Linked DNA regions of Mus musculus: region 2 is linked to region 1. Evidence: chromatin contacts called from ENCODE POLR2A ChIA-PET data. All regions are on one chromosome and are shown on one strand. The core of a region is the stretch at or near the end of the contact, and the rest is flanking DNA. Distances in the headings are between cores, read along the strand shown.

The links. ChIA-PET counts read pairs that join two places held with the same protein, here RNA polymerase II (POLR2A).
Region 2: POLR2A ChIA-PET joins it to region 1 with 10 read pairs in Patski. The contact joins the promoter of Bcl2l15 here to the promoter of Hipk1 in region 1. POLR2A ChIA-PET finds 5 or more read pairs at or near these places in 2 of 5 experiments (Patski and embryonic stem cell).

Annotation. Positions count from the first base shown.
Region 1 is chr3:103,788,604-103,792,773 of GRCm38, reverse strand. Hipk1 (homeodomain interacting protein kinase 1) reads left to right here and starts at 1,499. Exons shown (of 16, transcript NM_010432.2): 1 at 1,499-1,779.
Region 2 is chr3:103,829,760-103,833,977 of GRCm38, reverse strand. It overlaps Bcl2l15 (BCLl2-like 15), which reads right to left and starts at 1,282. Exons shown (of 4, transcript NM_001142959.1): 1 at 1,011-1,282; 2 at 501-622. The coding sequence starts at 1,146.

The DNA of each region.
Region 1 (4,170 bases), core at 250-2,749:
GGACTTTATGTTCTCTAAACACTCAAGAAAGGAAGTTTCTGTGAAAATATGCAAGGGAATCTGTCCTGTGGGATTGAACATTTTGCTAACCCTGGCTCTCCAGGGAAATGAACTTCCTCCCCATTCCCAATGTTAAGAGGAGAAACTCAAACGACTTTCCTTAAAAGGTATGATAGGATAGCCTAGAAAACATTTTGTTAGGTGAAGATCCAAAGAAATCATGGATGTATGAGTGAGGACTGAAAAATATAACTGATAGAAAGGCCTCTCCTAGACCTGCTCTCTGCTCACAGGACACAGGTAAAAATCTATGGTGGTGGATAGTCAGTTAGGGGTTCAGACTGTTCTTGTAAGAAAGAACACATTTTCCATCTCCTCCTCTTTCTTTTTTTTTTTTTTTTTTTTTTTTGGTTTTCAGAGACAGGGTTTCTCTGTGTAGCCCTGGCTGTCCTGGAACTCACTCTGTAGACCAGGCTGGCCTCGAACTCAGAAATCCCGCCTGTCTCTGCCTCCCAAGTGCTGGGATTAAAGGCGTGCGCCACCACTGCCCGGCACTCCTCTTTCTTTTAGGTAGGGCCTCTCTATGTAGATCAAGTTGACAAACTCACAAGAGATCCATCTGCCTCTCCTTCCAGAATCTTGGGTTTAAAGGCATGAATCCTGGGTTTAAAGGCACGTACCATCCTACCTTACTCTTATAAATACTCGACTCCAAGAAATGTTTCTCATTTTAAGAACCAACATTTTACAGCGCGGAAGGCATATCAAGTCCCACAGAATCTCTTGAGGCTGAGTTGGCAACTGTCTACTAAGATAACCTAGTTTTCAGGGTCATTTTTCTTAAACATTATGCCAGGTCCACTTTCCGGAATCCACCGCCTTTCTACCCTTCGTGGAGGTAAGACAATTTTTGTTTACTGCATGCATGGAGGAGCTGAGTTCGGATATTTTATTTCCTAACAGATTCTACGGTGGGAGCGCTTCAGCACAGGGAGGCATCTAAATCCCTTATGCTGCCCTGAAATCGACATGGCAGCAAACAATTTAAGTAAAAACTGAGAATTCTAAACCCTCAGAGTCATCCCCAGGTAGTCAATGTCTCCCTGCGCTGCCCAATCGCTGGGATGTGATTGGGATGTTGGGGGAAAATCACACTGGTTTGGGGTGATGTCACACTAGCTGAGATGACATCTAACTGTAAGAAACCCGACCGCCACCAAACGCCGGTTAAACGACCTCGGAGACTGCTGTGCGGAGAGGACTGGGAAACCGGTCCCCACACACTGTCCACGCTGGCTCCCCACGGAGGCCCACCCACACCCGCGGCCCGGGGCAAGATGCAGTGATCTCAGCCCTCCCGCTCCTCCGCACTTCCGCCTCAGTAGGTGTCATGGCGCTAGGTGGCTGAATGGTTCCGGCGAGGCGGGGCCGGCGGGATGGAGGCGGTCGCTCGGGGCTCCACTTGTCGGGTCTGGTGACAACGGCGGCTGCGGAGCGAAGGGCCGGGCCGTGGCCCCGGACCGCAGGGGAGGCCGAGGCGGGAGCGCTCGGCGCTGAGGCGGCGGCGGCGGGAAGGGGCCGGGTGGCAGGGCAGGCGGGAGGCTGGCGAGGCTCCGGCCGCAGGACGGGCGCGGGGACGGCTCCGGGGGGCGGGGGCCGGGGCCGGGGCCGGCTCGTGCGGGGGGTATGATGACCCGGCTGCGGGGCCCCGGATCGCCTCTCCTCCGCCGCCTCCTCGCGGCGGCCCCGACTCGAGGCTGAGAACTACACACACCGGCGGTGAGTCAGGCTCGGCGAGGGGCTGGGGTCGTGGACTTTGGGAGTCGGCGCCCCGAGGTGGGACGGAGCGAGCCGCAGACTCCCTTGGGTAGCCGGCTTGCTTGGGGTGCCTCTCTCGCCAGGCCCCGCGCGGCCCTAGGCGCCTGGTCGCGAGCGGCCAGGCGCGACTGCGTGCCGGAGAAAATGGGCAGCTCCCCCTGCCTCCTGCCTTTCCCTCCAGATCGTGTTGTCCTCAGGTGACAGGGGTCCGTCTGGCATCTCCCCACCGTACAGATCTCCACCCCAACCGCGGACTGCGGTGGCAGGTTCTTGTGCTTGTGCGTGTGCATGTCACCCCACTCCCTGTAGCTGTAGTTTGGGCGTATTGGTGCCTTTGGGGACCGGGAAACCGCATCTAGAGTAAATCGTGGTGGTCGGGCTGGTATGGAAGCTTTTCTGTTCTCTTGGTTCATGTTCTGTAGTCTTTGAGTATGTAATTTGTGATGGTGGTAACGCTGTGTGGGGACCAGCCCACCTATATGTTTATCTCTGCAAGGCAAAGCTAGAGGTCTAAACTTTTGCAGTCCGTCGTCGCCTTTAAAGCCAAGAACAACAAAATCCAAAACATTAAAAGATGGAAACAACCAAAAGCCTTTGGGTAGGACCCACACTATAAACAGCTCTGTAGGGCAGCGTCCCCCTTTTGTGCTTGGCAACCGAGACCTAAAAACTTGGTCTCTAGGAGCGTTGGTCTAACCTCCAGTTTGTTGTGGTGACGAACCGTGAGCAATGGCCTGTGTGTTTATGCTGGGCGCGTTTTCTTTCCTGTTTGGGAATGGGTACTGGAACGGGAAGCCGGAGAGGGGGTGGGGGCAAGCTCCAGTAAGTGAATCTTTTCTCTACATAACCAGTGACTCAGTTGTGGATACTCATAAGATGCGCATTCTTGTCTCTTTGGTGACACTTTGAGAATTCTCAGTAGTGTAGTGCAGCCACAAACAAGAGTTTCAAATGTAGACTCCGTTGCCCCAGTCCGCTCTTTATCTTGTTTCCTAGTAACTGATGAAAACAGCAGCATGGCTTCCTGCTGTAGACGGAGTGGGGTTAAATTAAGTGGCGGATGGCCTCAGCAAAACCTACAATTTTGCTCTTGTTTGTGTAAAGCTATTTTTGATTCATGGTCTGTAAGATTTTGTTTTTTTTGTTTTTTTTTGTTTTTTTTTTGGTTAAGATGATAGAGAATGCAAACCATTGCCAATTTTTTTTGGGGGTGGGGGTTGCTCAGTTAAAAGCCTAAAGCTTCCTGTAAAACATTTAAAAACCTAACGACTCATTTTACCTCATCACTGTTATTCAACTGGTTATTTTAAGACTTTGCATGCAATTTTCTCAGGACTCAGTGTTGCAATGTGATGGAGTCTTTTAGATACTCTCCTTGGCAGCACACACCTTTAATGCCAGCACTCCAGAGGCAGAGGCAGGAGCATCTCTGTGAGTTCAAGGCCAGCCTGGGTCTACAGAGTGAGTTCCAGAACAGCCAGGGCTACACAGAGAAACCCTGTCTCAAAAAACCAAACCAACCAACCGAACAAACGAAAAAAGATACTCTTCTTGGTTTGAAGAATATTTCGGTAAAGTTTTTGAGATTGAAGCTAGAGGCTGCCAAACCGGTAAAGCAGCTGACAAAAATGTTGGCGCTGGTTGGCAGGTCGTTTTTTTGATAGCGTCCTGAACAGTTGATCTCTGGACATTGTAGTTTACAGATTTTAGAGCAAGTTGATCAGTAATGAGATTTAAAATCAAACCAGATCTTCCTCCTGAAAGGAAAAAAAATCAGAGTTGACATTTCTCTGGAAAACAGAATTCATTCCTTTTTTGTTTTTGTTTTTATAAGCACAGAACTAGCAATGCTTTGTTGGTAGCGATCAGTGAGCCAGACCTGCCTGTGAACTTACACTCGGAACTTGTGCAGCGTGTTAGCTTTGTATTTTAATTGGTTCTTTTGTAATTTGAATAACTTTGTAAGCCTGAGCAGCCTGATCTGTCAACTGTTCTTTCTTTTGGACTGTGTGACAACAATCTGTGTTTGTTACAGACCTTTCCCCTACTGCTTCTTAGCCAGTTTCTCTCCTTACAATTCATGCCATTTTGGACACAAGTTATTAAAATCATTTCCTTGAGCTAACACTTACTCTGATTTTCTTTTTGTTTGCTGTAAAGAGCACAGGCTAGTGCTCCGTTGACCAGGCTTGATCCCACTCCTGAGCTGAAGGGGTGGTCCTGCCCCAGCCTACTGAAAAGTCATGGTACCTGGGATGGGTCTCTTTTGGTTTTGATTTTGTCTTTTATCGTTTTTTAGTTGTAGAAATTCAGTTAGTATATGTAGCATAATGTATTTCTCAGTAGTGTATA
Region 2 (4,218 bases), core at 33-2,532, 41 kb before region 1:
ATTAAGCACTAAAAATATGAATAATGGAATAAAGATACTAGCCACACTAGCCTGGTGACCCGAGTTCAATCTCTTAAACCTACACAAAGGTGGAAAGGGAGAATTCCACAATATTGTCCTCTGGCTTCCACAGACATGCAGTGGCACATGTGTCCCCCTCCCCACATCATACAGTAATAGTAATAATTAATAATAACAAATATACATAAAAGATTATTTTCAAAGAATAGTTAACTATGAACATGATCTATGCACACAAAGGGCAGCTCTGATAAAGATGAGTTCCTTCTATAGTACTGGGTTTTTATTAATGTCTGAAGAATTAGCAATCACATTTCCCTCTATAGCTTCTTGAACAAACATATACCTCCAAATCCTCACAGAATATTTCTATTTTTAGTATACAGAAACAGGGAAGGAAGGAAGGAAGGAAGGAGGGAGGAAATTAAAGCTTGAAATAGAATAGAACAGCAAACAACATTAAAAAGCAAAAATCTGACCTGTCCTCCAATGGTTACCGCAATGATATTATTGGCAGAAGCTTCCAGCTCTCCATTGAACTGATCACCCAGTATTCGAAGGCGGCCAACAATGATAGCCACATCAAAAGAGTAATCCTCTCCTAAGACAGGGAAAACATGTTCACCATGTTGAAGGAACGGAAAGTCTCCTGAATCCCAGCAAAACAGAAATGTTCTATAGTTGGTCCCCCCCCACCCCCCACCCCACCCCCCACCCCCGAGAGAGAGGGTTTCTCTAGGTACCCCTTGCTGTCTACTCACTCTGTAGACCAGGCTAGCCTCTGCTACTTTTGCAATTCTTTTAAACAGTTTTGTCATTGTCTATTCTCAGTAGTAGCAGTCATATAATCTTCTCTATTGAGAAGATCCTTTATTTCAAATGTTGCTAAAAGTTTAGGACTCGCTTTTTAAAGCTTGAGAGGAACTAGAGGAAGCAGACTCTGGTTCTATTACCCACCTGTAATCACCACCTCAGATTAGGAGCCTTACCTGAGCATGGTTCATCTGCACCCGATAGGTTCCGGTTAGCAGCGTGGGATAGTGGGGTCCTGAAGTCTTTGAGTAGAGAATTCACGATGCATTCTGTTTGCTCCTCAAAAGTCCGAGGGTTTTTCATTTTAGACATTCTCCACAAAGCTTAGCAGGAAGTTAGAGAACCTGGCAAACCAGTTGTGGCTGCCTACCTCTTATTGCTTCCTAATTGGATATGTCCTAAAATAGTTCCCATTAACTTTCCAAATGAAACTGCTCAAAGGGGATGACAAAGACTTTGCAGTTCCTTATCTCAGAACCACACCCTTGCCAGTATGTAAGAGTAATGGATAGCTCTTACAGATAAACTATCTATAGCTGAAATAAACTGAAGAGGTAAGTTGAGCAATTGTAATGAATTGAAGAAGGTTCTCTTGAGTAATTTAAGAAATACTTCCTGCTAGGTTCTGTAACTGATGTAATTTCAAGGGAGGTGAGATACCAGAGGTCAACTTCTGACTTGGGCATCCCTTTGGCACAATTAGACAAATTATTTACTGAACATTTGTATGTAGAAGACTATACTTGGCACTATAGACAACACAGAAAATGACACAGGCATGGCTCCTTGTGAAGTGTACATTTCAGCAGAAATGGCAGCTACTGACAAATCACAGAGCTTCTTGTGCCCTTGAGATACGGTGGATGAGGAGAGGACAAAAGCCAATAGGCTGGGGAAGCTGCCTTACAGTAGTGACATCTGAGGCTAGGGATTTATTAGGCAAAACTAACATAAAATAAAATAAGTAAAGGACTAAGACTCGTGGAAGGCTGGCAAAGATAAAGGCCAGGACAGTGGAGGAAAAACCCTGGTTGGGCATTTGAGTAATTAAAGTAACAAGATATTTCAAAGGGAAATTATACAAATTAAGATAACACTATCTGAAATGATCTGACAATGTCTGGTATGTGGCAAATGGTAAATATCCTTTGTTTAGCTCAAAGCTTAGTAATCAGGAAACCGTGATTCATTCTTTAACAAGAAGTTTGTCCTGAAGTATTAAACTTCATTATTGTTTTTAGGAGAACTCAGGCTTGAACACTCGCCTGCAGTGGCTGCCTGATCTACAGAGTGAGTTCCAGAACAGCCAGGGCTGCACAGAGAAACCCTGTCTCAAAAACACAGAAAATAAGATTTGAAAATATTTCTCTTTTGCCCAGATTCCCATTCCTTCAAGCACAGCGGTGCCCTATTCTCAAATCTGGGCTTGGCTTCATTAATAAGGCAGCCTCTAGCTGGAGAGACTTTGTGGTCTGGGTCTCAGATACATCATTCTAACCTACCAGCAAACCTAACACCCACATTTCTCTTTTCCAGTAAAATAAACAGCTTCAATTGTAACAGTAAGAAATTCAAGCATCAACAGTAGGTCAGTTATTCAGAATGGGATTTCTATCCTGCAACATAGTCAGAAGCAATATTCTATTTTCTGCCCATTCTAAATGAATGAATGAATGAACAAAAGAACAAATATAGACAGACAGATAGACGGATGCCACACCCACTCGAGTGAAGTCTGCGTGACAGGCCTGAAGGCTTGGACGCCTGAAGGCTTGGACGCCGTCCTGAGGCAAAGAGTTTCACGGAAACTCAGGCTCCTGGAACCTTGGCAGGAATGCTCCAAACCTGTCCCTGCATTAGTCAGTGAATGGGTCTGTGTATGTTCTTTCAGTATTTTATTATAGGTGCCTCCAAGAAATGATTTTACTAAAACCTAAATCAGGTTGAACTCTACTGTCTGGCCTTCACCAATGTCCTAGGCAGTCCTTTAGCTGACCCTGGGCTTGGAATTTTTTAAGAATGATATTCATCCAGAGGAAATGCCCCAGTGCTGACAGTCAGTAATCAGGCATCTCAGTTTGCCAGATCAGAGCTAGTATTCTCAGGGCTAGTTCAAAATAGTAAACTTAGAATTCTCATTGCAGACATGAATGGCAGCCTACATTACATAATAGTAGAAGGGTTGTGGTTTTAGGAGGAACTGAAGTATTGTATTATTCATGAAAGGGTTAGTAGGACGGAATTCCCCTGCTGCATATTTTTCACTAGGCCCAGAGGAATATGTTATTCCTCTGGTATTAGGTATTTACTAAGGGACCCCTGGTGGTGGGTTTAACAATAGACTAGCATTGCATCAGACCATTCATCTGATCTTAGATAGGGCTGTTCCTATCTCAGATACATTGCCTGGCTCCCACCATCTTTTTATGTATGCATTTTCTTTGTTTTGTGTAAAGAACCATTATACATCTCGATGTACCTTGGCTGTTGTATCACTTAGCTTTCTTGTTTTTCTTCTGTATTCTAAGTCTGGTGCTCGATTTGAGAAATTCCATTCAGATACAACACTCCCTTTTGTTCGAGTCTGTTTGTCACCTCTTCGTCGACTCCTGCCCACCTGTACGGGGACTCTGATTCTCCCTCGGAGTGAGGAGCCAACTGAGGTCAGTCCACGGCAGATAGGTAGATAGATTAAAAACAAACAAACAAACAAACAAAACAACACCCTTTAGAATGGCCAAGATCCAGAATGGAGCACCACCTAATGCTGCAGAGGGTGTAAAGTGACAGGACTCTCATTACTCTTTGTGGGAGTGTGAAATAGTACAGACACTTTGAGAGAGTTTGTCAGTTTCTTTATGAAAAAACAACAACAACAACAACAAAAAACAACAACAAAAGAAAGCTATAGTATTTGTATTACCATACAATACAGAAGTTGCATTCCCTGGCTTTAATCTAAAATGAAAAATTATGTACAAACAAAAACTTGTTTGTGGATGTTTATGAAAGCTTTGCTTATTTTTGAGGTAGGTTCTCATGTAGCCTGGGCTGGCCTCTAAGATACTATGTAACCAACAATTACCTTACTCTTTTATCCTACCTTCTCTACTTCCCCAAATGCCAGAATTGTGTCTACCACCATCTCTGGTTTATTGGTGGGAAGCCACCCAGAATTTCACACAGACTATGCAACTGAGTTACACTCCCATCCATGTTGATGGAAGTTTCAGTGGAAGGATGGATAAATCAGCCTCAATACATCCAGACAATGATTCAGCCTTAAAATGATGAGCAGATTAGTCACGAAAAGAAAGGAGGAATTTAGCTGGGCAGTGGTGGTGCACGCCTTTAATCCCAGCACTTGGGAGGCAGAGACAGGCG